3 separate regions of the Homo sapiens genome follow, and all the other regions are linked to region 2. The links are chromatin contacts, found by Hi-C or POLR2A ChIA-PET in ENCODE. All regions are on one chromosome and are shown on one strand. Each heading gives the region's core, a stretch centred on a gene start or an enhancer-like site at or near the end of the contact. The rest is flanking DNA. Distances are from core to core; before and after follow the strand shown.

Region 1 (4,852 bases), core at 162-2,661, 180 kb after region 2:
TTAACAAATACTTATTGAGCATATACCATGAAGGTACAATCATATGCCAAAAGAACCTAGTCCTAAAAGATCTAGTGCCTCTTCTCATGGTGTTCTAGTAGTTATACTAGGGACCCTACATGCACAGTGAGAGGTAAGTGCCCTGAAGAAGAGAAATATCACAGGACTGCAAGAAGAAGAAAGGCACTGCTGACTGAGCCTATGTGTCTCCACTTTATATCAACTTGTTATCTTGTGAACAGCAGACCTCAGTAGCAACGCACGCTGCCTGGGAACCCTCAGCAAATATTAAAACATCTACTCAATATTAACACTCATATTCACCAACAAATACAGGGGCAATTATTGTTTCAGGAAGGCAGATTAAAGTATAGTTTGACAGCCTTTAACAGTGCAGAAAATTGAAAGCAAAAAAAAAAAAACAGTTAATGCCTTTGAAAGTCATTATAATGAAAGAGACTCGAGAGACTGAACCACAGAAAGGTGGAGTTGGGCCGGATCGCTTCCTTTGGTCAATAACAGGTGAATGACTGTCATTAAGAAAAGGACTTCTTGCAAAAGAACAGCTTAATCCCAGGAAAAGGAAAGAGTAAAAAGGTTACATTAAGGGAATCAGGGATAATCTCTATCAATTACCCAGAGCCTTTCCTGTTAGGAAAGTCTCAAAAGAAGAACAGGAAAAGAGCTGGGTCATGATCCAGGGTGCTTACACTTTGTTTTATGATCCAGGAGTTTGGCAGTCTGGTTTGTGGGTAAGTGGAGAGAGCTATAACTACAAGCACTATGTAACCCCCACAAATAAGCAGGTAATTGTAGAATATGCCGACATTGGCTCAAGAGGCACCCAGCTATCAGGCAGGCATGGGGAACTGGCTGGCATTTGGGGGCTAAACAAATCAAACTGCATACCTACCAGGTGGCTGGGACATTTGGAAAGACTGATGAGCCAAATCCAGAAGAGGGACCACAAACCACTCCCTTTGGAGGGAAGAGTTCTGGCCAGACAGCCCCACATGGAATAAATGACTGATCCTACTTCTCTATTCCTGGGAGACAATGCAGCACACCCAAGGAGAGACTGAGCCTGCTTCTCCATTTGTGGGAGCTAATATAGCCCACCGTAGGGAACTGAGCCTGCTTCTCCATGCCTGGGAGTTAATGGATCCCATGCAAGGGAAGCAGCCTGCTTCTCCACTCCTGGGAGCCACTTGAAAGTCACTGCAGTCCTCATGCTGGGGGACAAAGAGGGTCTCTTAGGCAACATGGACCTTGACTATGGTCTATCTGAATCAAGTGTCCCTCAGTCCTGGAGTGGGATGAAAGCACACCTAGTCCCATGTCCAAGATTTGCAAAGGAGGCATGACTTTCCTGAGGTCAGAGTGTGCTGGCAGCGGGGGAGGGTGTTCCATCAGAGCCAACTGCTTCCTGTCAACCCTGCCCCGACTTCTGTAGAGTCCATTAAGTTTTATAATATTGAAGATTTTTTGTTTTCTGGGAAATCAGAATTTAGAGGACTCCAATGTTAGTTTCTCAATAATAACTTTAATCAGGATCTATTAGTAAACACATAGACATTTTGTGTATTATTTCAAGCAATTTTTTATCAGAATTACAGAATTCCTGTACCAGGAAATTTGAAGCCAAGCATTTAAGGAAAGAATTTTTTAAAAACCAATTTGTTGGAGGTGGGAGGGGGGTGGACGATGAGAAATTACTTAATGGGTACAATATACATAATTCAGGTAATGGCTACACTAAAAGCCCTGACTTTTCCACTATGCAATATACCCATGTAACCAAATTATACTTGTACCCCATACATTTATACCCAAAAAACTCTCATTTGTTACAGGGAAGTTGACTATAAAGGACCTGCTAGCAGGCAAGTGTATGGTAGCTTATAAGGGAGATGGAATCTTGAAAAGAAGGGTAAATTAAAGTATTTTCAAATATACCAATTGAGTTCACTTAATACATTTTAAAGTGAGTATCTGTAACAACAATAAATTCTCCAACCTACTGAGATTGCTTCTAAAAGGATTAGGACATCTGCGTAACTCAGACTTGTAAGACGGACAGCTGACAAAAGTCAGGGTTGTGGGTTCTTTTTCCCCCATCTGAAACTTCATGAAGTAATTTAAAGTCAAGGTTTTTAACAGAGTACTGCTGGTCACACAGTCACATACCTAACCCTGTTCTCACACTATCATGAGACCATGCTACACCAAGATCCAGTGATGGGCAGGGACCAACCAAGACTCAGAAATACCAGGCTCCCCAAGTCTCCAGTCCTACTTCAGTTTTAGCCTTTAGAGAAAGTGTGTCTGGGATCAGGATCTGACAGTCAAGAGGAGGTTAGGTTTGGGGGTCACGTTAACAGCTAACAGATGAAGTTACAGATTAACTCTTCACTGCCATTAGTTGGTTAATGTACAATTCGTAGGTAACTTCAATCATCCTGGCCCAAGTTCAGAGTAAAAAAAGCAGCGTTCTCTTTTCTTAAAAAGTAATAAAAAGAAATGAACTACTGTTATACACAATCCACATGAATGTATCTCAAAATAATTATGCTGCGTCAAAGAGGCCAGAATAAGCAGTATATACTGCATGATTCCATTCGTGTTAAATTCTATAAAATGCAAACTTGTCTACAGTAGGAGAAAGCAGATCAGTAGTTGTCTGGTGTTTGGCAGGGAAGCCAGGAAAGGGAGGGAGGGATTTTAAAGGGGAATTGAGGGAATGTGGGGGGAGTGACATATATGTTCATCTTGATTGTGGTGATGGTTTAATGGGTGTGTGTGTGTGCATGTGTGTGTGTGTATGTGTGTGTGCATATAGGTCAAACCTTAACAAATTGTGCACTTTAAATATGTGCTGTTTATCACATGTCTATTATACTTCAATAAAGATTAAAACAAGGCCGGGCACGGTGGCTTACGCCTGTAATCCCAGCACTTTGGGAGGTCGAGGTGGGTGGGTCATTTGAGGTCAGGAGTTCGAGACCAGCCTAGCCAACATGGTGAAACCCCGCCTCTACTAAATATACAAAAATTAGCCGGGCATGGTGGCGCGTGCCTGTAATCCCAGCTACTTGGGAGGCTGAGGTAGAAGAATCTCTAGAACCTGGGAGGCGGAGGTTGCAGTGAGCCGAGATCTCGCCACTGCACTCCAGCCTGGGGGACAGAACGAGACTCTGTCTCCAAAAAAAAAAAAAAGATTAAAACAAGGAGTGAGGGGAGAATCTGCAACTATTCTTTTTCCATTATTGCCTCTTATTACTTCAAAGCAAAACTATTTTGACACAGACAACCTTTCACCATGTGAATGCATTTAATTTTAGTTAATATAGGAAAATTCCAAAGCCAGTTTTAAAAATTATGCAGATCGAGCAACATAATACCTCCTTCTGCTATCTACTAAAACTGGCTCAGTATTTTATTTTATTTTTATTTATTTATTTATTTATTTTTTTTGAGACAGAGTTTCGCTCGTTTCCCCAGCTGGAGTGCGATGGCACAACCTTGGCTCATTGCAACCTCCGCCTCCTGGGTTCAAGTGATTCTCCTCCCTCAGCCTTCTGAGTAGCCGGGATTACAGTATTTTTAAAACAGGCCGAGTGCAGTGGCTCACGCCTGTAATCCCAGCACTTTGGAAGGCCGAGGTGGGCGGATCACAAGCTCAAGAGATAGAGACCATCCTGGCTAACACGGTGAAACCCCATCTCTACTAAAAATACAAAAAATCAGCCAGGCGTGGTGGTGGGTGCCTGTAATCCTAGCTACTCAGGAGGCTGAGGCAGGAGAATGGCGTAAACCCAGGAAGTGGAGCTTGCAGTGAGCCAAGATCGCCCCACTGCACTCCAGCCTGGGCAACAGAGCGAGACTCTGTCTCAAACACACACACACACACACACACACACACACACACACCCACACACACACAAAAACAAAGCCCCTCTCAATGAAATCTGGATGAATGGGTAAGTTAGACCAGCAGAACAGAGCCCACCTGGACTCTGGGAGGCAGGCAGACCCCAGGTCAGTAGATGTGAGTATACAGTCGGCCCTCCTTATCAGTGGGTTTCACATCCGTGCATTCAACCAACCACGGATGAAAAATACTCGGAAAAGAAAAAGGATGGTTGCGGCCAGGCACGGTGGCTCACACCTGTAATCCTACCACTTTGGGAGTCCGAGGCGGATGGATTGCCTGAGTCTAGGAGTTTAAGACCAGCCTGGGCAGCATGGTGAAAGCCCGTCTGTACTAAAATACAAAAAATCAGCTGGGCATGGTGGCATGCACCTGTAGTCCCAGCTACTCAGGAGGCTGAGGCACAAGAATTGCTTGAACCCAGGAGGCAGAAGTTGCAGTGAGCCGAGATTATGCCACTGCACTCCAGCCTGGGTGACAAAGCAAAACTCTGTCTTGGGGGAAAAAAAAAAAAAAAAAAAAAAAAGGATGGTTGTGTCTGTACTGAACATGACTTTTTTTCCTTGTCATTTATTCCCTGAACCATGCATTATAACAACTATTTATTAATACATAGTACTTACATTGTATTAGGTATCATAAAGTAATCAGAGATGATTTAAAGTATACGGGAGGATGTGCATAGGTTATATGCAAATACTACCGCCATTTTATATAAGGTACTTGAGCATCTGTGGCTTTTGGTATCCATGGGGGGATTGGGGGGGAGGTCTTGCAACCAATTTCCCACAAATGTGAGGGGACAACTATATTTCATCAAGATAAGGATAATCAAGATGGGGGTGGGGTGGGGTGCATACTTGCTAATGCTGCCTACAGTCAGGGGAGCCCAGTGGCCTGAGGGAAATCCCTATTTCCTAT
Region 2 (4,591 bases), core at 42-2,541:
TAGGAAGCTCAAACATGCAGCTGTTTAGGAAGGAGAAGCACTGGATAATGCCTTGGAGGGACTGAGAGGTGTCTAGGGTGTCAGATGGGTGCCACAGAATGAGGAGGCACTACTAGGTCTGTTTGCAACATGTCTGAGATGCTCCTGCGATTAATGGCATCCACATTTCTTAACCAATGCCATCAAACTTGTGGCAGACTCAGGCCGCTGCAGAATTTCCCCAGCAAGAGACTCTCCTGGTAAAAGCTGTTATCAACATTTTCACATCAGAGAGGGGCCTGTCCTTACTGAGGCTGGGATTCCCGGGTCCAGGGTATTTATTTATCACTGTAGACCCGGATAAATAAATATAGATTTATTTATCACTATTTATCACCTTGTGGCTGTGTGGCCTGATGGATACACCCCACAAGCCATGTGACCCATAGGCCAGGGTGTCAATTCCAGAGCAACCTCTGGGAGCTGTGTGACCCAAGACAAGTCACTTCCCCTCTCTGAGCTTCATTTCTTTGCCTGAAAAAACAAGCCATGGGATCTTCTTTTTTTTTTTTTTTTTTTTTTTTTGAGACAGGGTCTCACACTGTCACCCAGGCTGGAGTGCAGTGGTGCCATTTCCGCTCACTGCAGCCTCAACCTCCTGGGCTCAAGCGATTCTCCTGCCTCAGCCTCCTGATTAGCTAGGACTACAGGTGTATGACAGCACATCTGGCTCATTTTTAATATTTTTTGTAGACACAGGGTCTTGCTCTGTTGCTCAGGCTGGTCTCGAACTCCTGGCTTCAAGCAACCCTCCCACATAGGACTTTTAAGGTCCCTCTGGCTCAAGAGTCTGAGCTTCTGGGAAAGTGTGAAAACGTCAGGTCTCCCCTTCAGTGGCCCTGGGGCACAGCTGAAGCCCCCGTTTAAGGGCTCACTTTCCTGTTGGATGACAGCCGGCTTTCTGGTCCTCTTTCCTAGTTGAGTGGAAAGGCAGGAAATGCCGTGGGGGCCTGGGGTTTTGATTATTTGAGGTTTCAATGTTTGCTGAAACTGAGAGGAGAGGGGCCGGCTAGCTTGAGGTCTCAGGGCCTGTCCCTGCGGGCGGGGCCTCCCCCCTGGGGGCCTGGTCCTTTCCACTGCCAAGACGAGACCACAACCGCCAGTAACGACAGCAGCTTCCGTTCCCCATGCTGACTGTGCGCCAGGCGCTGTGCTAAGCGTTTTGCTTGTATTGTCTGCTGCGATCCTCTCTGCCACCCAGGAGGAAGCCTTATTGTCCCCAGGTGTGGGGCTCACGGCTAGTGAGTGATGGGCAGCTGTCTATGAGTTTACCCACCAGACCACACTGCCACCCACTGGCTGAGCCCTGAAGCAGGTCTTCTTTGGGGTAAGAGATAACTTGGCTCACATTTGGAGTCCCATCTTGGGGCTGATGAGGCCAGAGAGAATGTGTGGACACATACCCAGACCTGGACCCACACCCAGATGGACCACACAGGGACACACACAGACACCCTCCCAGGGCAGGCCATGGGATCCGGGAAACACAGCCCCTCTGGGGCAGATTCACTGACGCATCCACCCTGGCCTAGTCCAAACAGGAAATGTTTTATCCTCTTAACAAACAACCTGGGCGGCAGCCTCCTTCCCCTGTGAAGTCTCTGGGGGCCGTAGCTAAGGGACTCTTTCCTCCCGCTGTGTCCTACAGGACTGTCTCTCCAGCTTGGGTGTGCCCCGTCATATCAGCCCTGTGCACACATTAGCTCGTGTGAGCCCAGGCACTCTTCCCATATCGTGCCTGTTCCATAGGTGAGGAAGCAGCCCAAGGGGTGCCCAGAGCCCATGGCCGCAGCCCCCAGGGGCCCAGGCCTAATTGCCAAGCAGTGCCTGGACACCATGAAAGGGAAGGGACCGTGTAAGCCACAGCCTTAAAAGCTGCTGACCAGACAAAGGACAGGGCCCAAGAGCAATGGCTGCTCTCTGCACTTTTGATCAGGGGGTTTGGCCCTCCTGTCCCTGGCTCTCAGAGATGGAAGCACCCTGCAGGGCCAGGGTCGGGGCGCTGGGAGACCTAGGCAGCCTGCAGCTGCCCAGCCGAGTTATTTATGCTCCATGGAGCTGCCCTTCTCATTCACCCAGCTCATTCTTTCCCCAGAGAGCTGGGACTGGGGCTGGAAGGGAGTAGTGGGAGGAAGGAAGCTGTCAGAAAATCATAAATTAGGGCTTGGGAGGGCCTTCCTGTCCTCTGGAATCTCCCGTTTTGCATCTTTGAGGGGGGTACAGGGGGACGACAACAGAATGACAGGGCCGGACATAAGCGAGCATGGCAGGACAGGGTACCTCTTGTTGGAGTGAGGAGACCTGGATGTTCTATGTGATCTAGAGAGTCCCTTCTCTCCGAGCTTCGGTTTCTGCATCTGGAAAATGGGGGTGTGAGGACTCGGGGACTTTCCTGCAACTGTGCTTTGTTGACTGCAGGAATGGACAAATGAGAGGCTTTCTCCTTAGCAACGTTTGTTCCCCCTTCCCCTCCTCTGGCAATTTCTCCTAAATCCTCCCCTTTCTGACCCCCCACCTCTGCCCTACTTGCCTTCTCTCAGGTCCCTTCCTCTGCTTCTCTTTCATCTCCTCTTGCAAAAATGGATGAACAGTATCTCCATATGCAGCATCCACCCAACTAGGGGGTAGAGGGAAGAGCTCTTGGCTCATTCCTACTAGAGTGTGAATGACTGATGTGTTTAATGTTTAATGTTGGGAGGAGGGGGAGTTAACAGGGCTTCCTGCCATTTAAACCCTAAATCGTTGGTAGTGGAACTTCTAGGCTGGTGAGGGAAATGTTTGGTGACCACAGCCTAGGAACGTGGCCTAAGACCTTCTGTATGGGAAGCTGTCCATCTCCCACCCCAGCGAGGTGAAGCCCACTCCCGGCTGGATGCATCTGAAGTGGCAGCTGTGAGTCCATGTGGTTGGACGGATCTGGCAGGAGGGAAGGGCAGACCAGAGAAGCCCCTCAGAGCAGAGGCCCTGGAGCAGCCCACCAGCCCTGCCAGTCCCGGGTGGCACCTGCCGGGTCATGAGCATGTGGGCCCGCCCCACCTGACAGCTCCAGGATGAATGGGGAGGTAGTGGTGGTGCTGAGAAGCAGGAGGAGAATGAGAGTGGTGGGGACAGAGGAGAAGTCAGAGACAGAGACAGAGAGATATAGTGAGTGACTCTCAGGAGAGTGTGCCAGGTAGCCAGAGAGAGAGGGAGACAAAGTGATCTAGAGAGATGTCTTCATCTTTCATAGAAGGAGACAGATGGAAAGACAGAGAGACAGAAAAAGAGACAGACAGACTTAGAAAGAGGGACTCTTTTGGAAGAGGGTCCTAGGTGGTTGGTCTCGGCTCCCATAGGAGCCTGGCAGAGGGGGCAGGACCGGGGCACCACCCCCCCACCATCCTGAGCCTCATTTGTTCTCAGCACCTCACAGACTCTGGCCTCCCTCAGACCCCCATCCCATGCCAAGGGTGGGAAGCCTCTCCTTCCTCCATCACCCACCCATGCATCTGGTAATGGCTGCCTGTGGGCTCTGGGCTGCTTGGGGCTGGAATACATCATGCTTGGGAAGCCCCATTAGACAGAGCCCTTGGGCCCAGGGGGAATGGATTCCTCACCTGAGGCTTGGTCCTGGGAGTCTTAGGTGGATGGACAGCTATATAGGGGGAGGGGGACCTGACTATAGATTGTCCCTGCCCCACCATCCGGTCAGCCTTGCAGGGCTAAGTCTGGGTCCTCTTTCCCTGTGTCCATTCCTTGGCTCCATCCCATCCAGCCTCCACCCCCTTATGGGATGTGGCATCGGTCTCCTCGATGGCCTCTTGTCTCCTCTGATACTTTCAGTCCTGCAGAATCTTCCCAAAGGCAAATGGAGCCAAGCAACCCTGCGAAGAAAACCTTCCAGTCTCCCTGTCCCCCTCAGGCTGAGAACTGAAGGTGGCCCAGCTTGCTTGTCCTCCCACTGTCCCCAGACCCTGGGACAGACCCCCACACCCAGGGTGGGCTAGGGGATGTCTCAGTTCCCTAGCCCATCCTGTGCTCTCCGTCTGTCTGCGGGTTTTCCTGCCCTGTCCCTCTGCCTGCCAATACCCACTCACCCTGCCTGAGCTCACCATCCAGTCTCAGCTCAGACATCACCCCCACTCCACCCCTAGAAGGATGTTTCACACCCCCAACACTGGGTCATGTGTCCACTGGGGTTCACCACTCACAGCGTTCTGGGCTGGGGACATCTGTTGATTTGTGTGGTTCCCCTGATGGATCATAAATAGGCACAGATGCTGAGCCCTTTTTATAACCTTTCTAAGAGTTCTAGGGCACATACAACTCCAGAAGCTGTACAAGATACATCTGGGTGCGTAACAATTTCTGTTTTTGTTGTTGTTGTTGTTTTTGAGACAAAGTCTTTCTCTGTCACCCAGGTTGGAGTGCTGGAGGACAGTGGCATAATCTTGGCTCACTGCAACCTCCACCTCCTGGGTTCAAGCGATTCTCCTGACTCAGCCTCCTGAGTAGCTGGGATTACAGACATGCATGACCACGCCTGGCTAATTTTTGTATTTTTAGTAGAGAC
Region 3 (4,696 bases), core at 623-3,122, 160 kb after region 2:
AGTTAAAAAAACAGCAGGTTGGCCCTCTGGTCCTCTTACCTTTTCAAAGTTGGCCTTGGCAATCAGGCCTGTAATCAAATGCAGAATCTGACAGTTACCAACTTAGGTGACTTCAGGGATGTTACTTCACTTTCCTAATCCTCAATTTTCCCATCTATAAAGAAGGGGACTGATGACTAGAGTTAACAATAACATATAGTTTCAAATAGCTAGGAGAAGGACATTCCCAACACAAAGAAGTGATAAATGTTTGAGATAATGGATATGCGAATTACCCTGATCTGATCACTATACCTTGTATGTATTGAAATATTGCTATGTACCCCACGAATATGTACAATTATTATCTGTCAATTAGAAAACTTTTTTTTAAAGAGGACAATTTCACCTACCTTGTATGGTAATCATGAGGTCAGATGACTTATAATAGGGGAAAATACATAATTGATAACTTAACAAACTTTTGTCTTCCTATCCAGCCCAAATACTGAAAACAACCTACACATCAACAACCTGCCCAGTCAGTACAGAGGTATTGGTTTCAGTATTTCCTGTTTCAGAGCCATTGGCAACCAAAGCAAGTGCCTTTGGTCCATCTCATGCGGTTCCTTTTTCCTTCCCATGTCACCCAGTTAGAAGAATATATTGAGTATTTCTGAATGAGTCTCAAAATGGTTAATTTTAATAAGTGACACAAGCTGAAGACCTCTGGAGACACTGTCGGTGGTGGGAGCTGTGAAAAATAATTGTAAATGGGGTTTTGAAGCAGTTGGCTGCCAGACCTGGCTACACATCAAAAGCCACTTGGGAAGTTTGTAAAGCAGGTTTCCTGGCTCAAACCACAGAGACTGATTGAGCAGGGCTGGAGTCAGGCCCAGGAAACTGAGTTGTGTATGCTTTCTGGGGGATTCAGATGATTCAACTACTTGGGGAACTACTGATCAGAGGGATGAGATTAGAATGTTTTAGGAACAAATGAGAAGTGACGGGATTCTTTTTGGGGGAGGTGGGGGAAGGATTCCTTTCCATCCCAAAGAACCTTCTAATTCCATGTCCAGCTAAGGGGACAGCAAGGCAGAAGCTGTGGAAAAACAAGACTTAAGATATAGCATGGCTGGAGTTCGAGACCAGTCTAGGTAACATAGCAAGACCCCATTATCTAAAAAATAACAGAAAAATTAGCTGGGTGTGGCAGGACGTAACTGTAGTCTCAGCTACTCGGGAGGCTGAGGTAGGAGGTTTGATTGAGCCCAAGAGGTAGAGGTTGGGTTGTGATTGCACCACTTCATTCTAGCCTGAGTGACAGAGCAAGACCCTGTCTCCACAAAATATATACATACATACATACATGCATGTCCTGGCTTTTAGGAGCCTGAATCTTGTTAGGGAAGTAAGACACTTCTAATGTGTGTATGTATAGAAGGCAAACCCAGCCTTCTATAAGACGCGCAAATGATGGCTAGTGCTTAGAGATCAACAGAGTTACTATGGGCCACAGTGCTTGAGAAAGAATAAAATTGAAATTCCTTTCCGTAGGAATAATCGCTCTACATTGATGTGGCGTGAGAAAGCAAAGTTGCCCAGAACACAGCTAGACCAATAGCTCCACTGGCCCACTAGAGGGCAGTCTCACCCTATAGCTTTTACAACAAACCAATTCCTTGTATTTAGCACCAAACAGTACCAAAAACAACTTCAGTAAAATCTTCAGTATACTGCAAGTTCCTTGGCAGTTTAAGAAGTTCTGGCACTCTGGACAATCTGTCTTTGTCTTGCAGGGGACCCTTTCTTTTTGAATGGAGATTCAATGCATTGAAAGTCTCTGCCGATTGTCCACCACACCCTGTTTCATCACCAGATTGCTAGGCTAGGAGTCAGGAATGAATCCTGGGAGCTATTCCTGCCTCTGCCACTGGCATGCTGCCAACAGTGGACAAGTCACTCAATTGCTTTCAGCCTCAGCCTCAGTTTCCCCATCTGTTAAAAAAAAAAAAGGCGGTGGGGGATGGCTGGGCATGGTGGCTTATGCCTGTAATCCCAGCATTCTGAGAGGCTTAGGCGGGTAGATCACCTGAGGTCAGGAGTTCCAGACCAGTCTGGCCAACATGGTGAAAGCCTATCTCTACTAAAAATGCAAAAAATCAGCTGGATGTGGTGGCATGTGCTTGTACTCCCAGTTACTCGGGAGGCTGAGGCAGGAGAATCACTTGAGCCTGGGAGGCGGAGGTTGTAATGAGCCGAGATCGCACCACGGCACTCCAGCCTGGGCGACAGAGTGAGACTCTGCCTCAAAAAAAAAAAGGGGGAGGGGGTGCAGGGAGGCCGCCTATGTTATTATGACTAGAGTCCCTTCTAAATTCCCAGCCTTGGTCACTCAAATGAGAAGCAGCAGGCTATCAGAGCAACTCAGAACTACACTGGCCCTGTCACCCTCCTCCAGGAAGAGAGGATGCTGATGACACAGCTGAAAAAGTGTGAGGCGAGAGTGGCATCACTTTCCTCCACCATAGAGCTATCTATCTTTCTATCTATCAGAGATGGGCTTTCACTCTGTCACCTGGGCTGGAGTGGTGCAATCATAGCTCACTGCAGCCTCAAACTCCTGGCCTCGAATGATCCTCCTGCCTCAGCCTCCTGAGTAGCTGGGACTGCAGGTGCCTGCTACCATGCCAGGCTAATTTTTTTTTTTTTTTTTTTTTTTTTGGTAGAGACGAGGTCTCACTATGTTGCCCAGGTTGGTCTTGAGCTCCTGGGCTCAAGTGATCCTCCCATTCCGGCCTCCCAAAGTGCTGAGATCACAGGCATGAGCCACCATACTGGCTATCCATAGAGCTCTTTAGGGACACAGACTCCTCTGCCAGAGGCCAACAGCTCATGGATGCCAGAGTTAATATAATTGTAAGTAGATGCTGGTGTTTTCCGCTTAGGTGGTATCCTAGGCTTTTTCATAAATTCCTTCTCCAGACATAGAAGGGCCCTGAGGAAAAGCACTAAAAATGAGGAAATAAACAGCCCCTCTCATTCCTTTATTTGGCTTTCATTCCACAATCAAGCACATCAAACAGCACCCTCGGGGAAGGTACAATTCAGATAAGTCCAGATCAGGAGCGCGGTACCTGTGCGCTTTGATGCAGGTGCACCTGGAGAGTCTAATGGCCTCAGGATGAAAGGCTGCAGGATCTGGGGTAGGGAATGCCTTCCCAGGAGAGACATGCCTCAGGGAAGCCATTTAGCCACGTGGCCTTCTTAAAGTTCAGGCTTCCCTGCTCCGCCCGGAACGTGGAGGTCTCAAGGACTCAGAGGTTCCGGATGAAGCATGATCCATTTGAGAGACACAAAAGACGTTTTTCACAAAATCTAGGACATGGTGATATGTTTCCTGGTTTTTACAGTGAAGAGGGCAGGTCAGTAATAAGGCAGCTGGTTGTAGTTGCACGGGCCTGTAATCCCAGCTACTTGGGAGGCTGAGGCGGGAGTATCACTTGAGCCCAGGGGTTTGAATCTGTCTCTCTCTCTCTCTCTATATATATATATATGGTGCTTAAATTCCATTTACAGCTTGACTTCCAATACAACCAGGCAAAGGCACAGGATCTAAGGACATACCTTGTTTGAGAAAAATACTTCATTCGCACAGGTGATCTACTTTTAAAATAATATTTAATGTAAACTACTATTAAAATCAGTTTGTATTTCCTGCACACACCAGGACTGGACAGGAGGGGAGCCAAGCTAAGATCCTAAAGGGAACTTGCCTGTCAGAAGCCAGCTTAGGATTTAAAATAGGCCATGAATAACCCATATTTAGAAAAAGACACTTTTATTATACTGTTCTGAAAGGAAATTAAAAAAATACAGGCCAGGTGCAGTGGCTCATGCCTGTAATCTCAGCACTTTCGGAGGTTGAGGCAGGAGGACTGCTTGAAGCCAGGAGTTCAAGACTAGCCTGGGCAATATAGCAAGACTGTCTCCACAAAAAAGTTAAAAACTAGGCAGGCATGGTGGCATTCACCTGTAGTCCCAGCTCCTCGGGAGGCTGAGGTAGACTGCTTGAGCCCAGGAGGTTGAAGCTGTAGTGAGCCATGATTGTGCCACTGCACTCCAGCCTGGGCGACAGGGCGAGACCCTGTCTTAAAAAAAAAAAAAAAAGCAACAGAACATTACTTGGTCATTCTTTGCCCCCTGCCCTTATTTTCAGTTTAAAAATTGATGAGGCATATTCCTTGAACCAATCACTCTCACAGATCATTCACCATTTTAATTACTCAAGTGTAGACCAGAATATTATTTCAAAACAAACCTAGACCCTAATTAGGAGTTCACAGTCTTGTGGCCACCAGAAATCCTATCTTTAGGATCTTTAAGTCACATACTTAACGTCCAAAACTCTGAAGCTGGGGCCCTTTCAAAGAAAGGATGGGAAAGATGCAGCCTGGTGGATATGGTTGGATGAAAGTCACTGGTAAACTGGGCTGTAGCTGGAGAGGGCCGTTATCCCTAAACTGTGCACAGCCTGGAGTGCAAGATTAACAGAAGGGTGTGACTGCAGAACACAGGTGGGAAGTTTTGGCAAGGCCTCCCAGAAGCAGCCAAAGGCCTTGTCTTGCTGCCCTCTATGTGCCCTTCCCCTCATCCCCACCCACAAGGGTATCTTCACATCCTTCATCACCTTTGCTACTTCCATCCTTGCTCAGGC

What was found. A loop is a pair of places that touch in the nucleus more often than their neighbours do. ChIA-PET counts read pairs that join two places held with the same protein, here RNA polymerase II (POLR2A). Pooled maps may share reads with other maps.
Region 1: a pooled map shows a loop between it and region 2 (2.1-fold over the local background). The contact joins two enhancer-like sites. A Hi-C loop is called at or near these places in 2 of 50 pooled maps. POLR2A ChIA-PET finds 5 or more read pairs at or near these places in 3 of 52 experiments (GM10248, H1 and WTC11).
Region 3: a pooled map shows a loop between it and region 2 (2.6-fold over the local background). The contact joins two enhancer-like sites. A Hi-C loop is called at or near these places in 2 of 50 pooled maps. POLR2A ChIA-PET finds 5 or more read pairs at or near these places in 3 of 52 experiments (GM10248, H1 and RWPE1).

Annotation. Positions count from the first base shown.
Region 1 is chr22:29,019,855-29,024,706 of GRCh38, reverse strand. All of the region lies in intron 2 of ZNRF3 (zinc and ring finger 3), which reads right to left. Among named protein-coding and RNA genes, the nearest start is that of ZNRF3-AS1, 9.2 kb to the left of the region's middle. Within about 2 kb of position 1,411, at least 3 of the 41 ENCODE cell types and tissues checked have a DNase peak (open chromatin) inside an H3K27ac peak, as active enhancers do.
Region 2 is chr22:29,199,516-29,204,106 of GRCh38, reverse strand. All of the region lies in intron 2 of LOC101929638 (a long non-coding RNA gene), which reads left to right. Among named protein-coding and RNA genes, the nearest start is that of EMID1, 4.1 kb to the left of the region's middle. RefSeq lists a silencer at 1,044-1,163. Within about 2 kb of position 1,291, at least 17 of the 41 ENCODE cell types and tissues checked have a DNase peak (open chromatin) inside an H3K27ac peak, as active enhancers do.
Region 3 is chr22:29,037,792-29,042,487 of GRCh38, reverse strand. The region is part of intron 2 of ZNRF3 (zinc and ring finger 3); the gene reads right to left. Among named protein-coding and RNA genes, the nearest start is that of ZNRF3-AS1, 8.7 kb to the right of the region's middle. Within about 2 kb of position 1,872, at least 4 of the 41 ENCODE cell types and tissues checked have a DNase peak (open chromatin) inside an H3K27ac peak, as active enhancers do.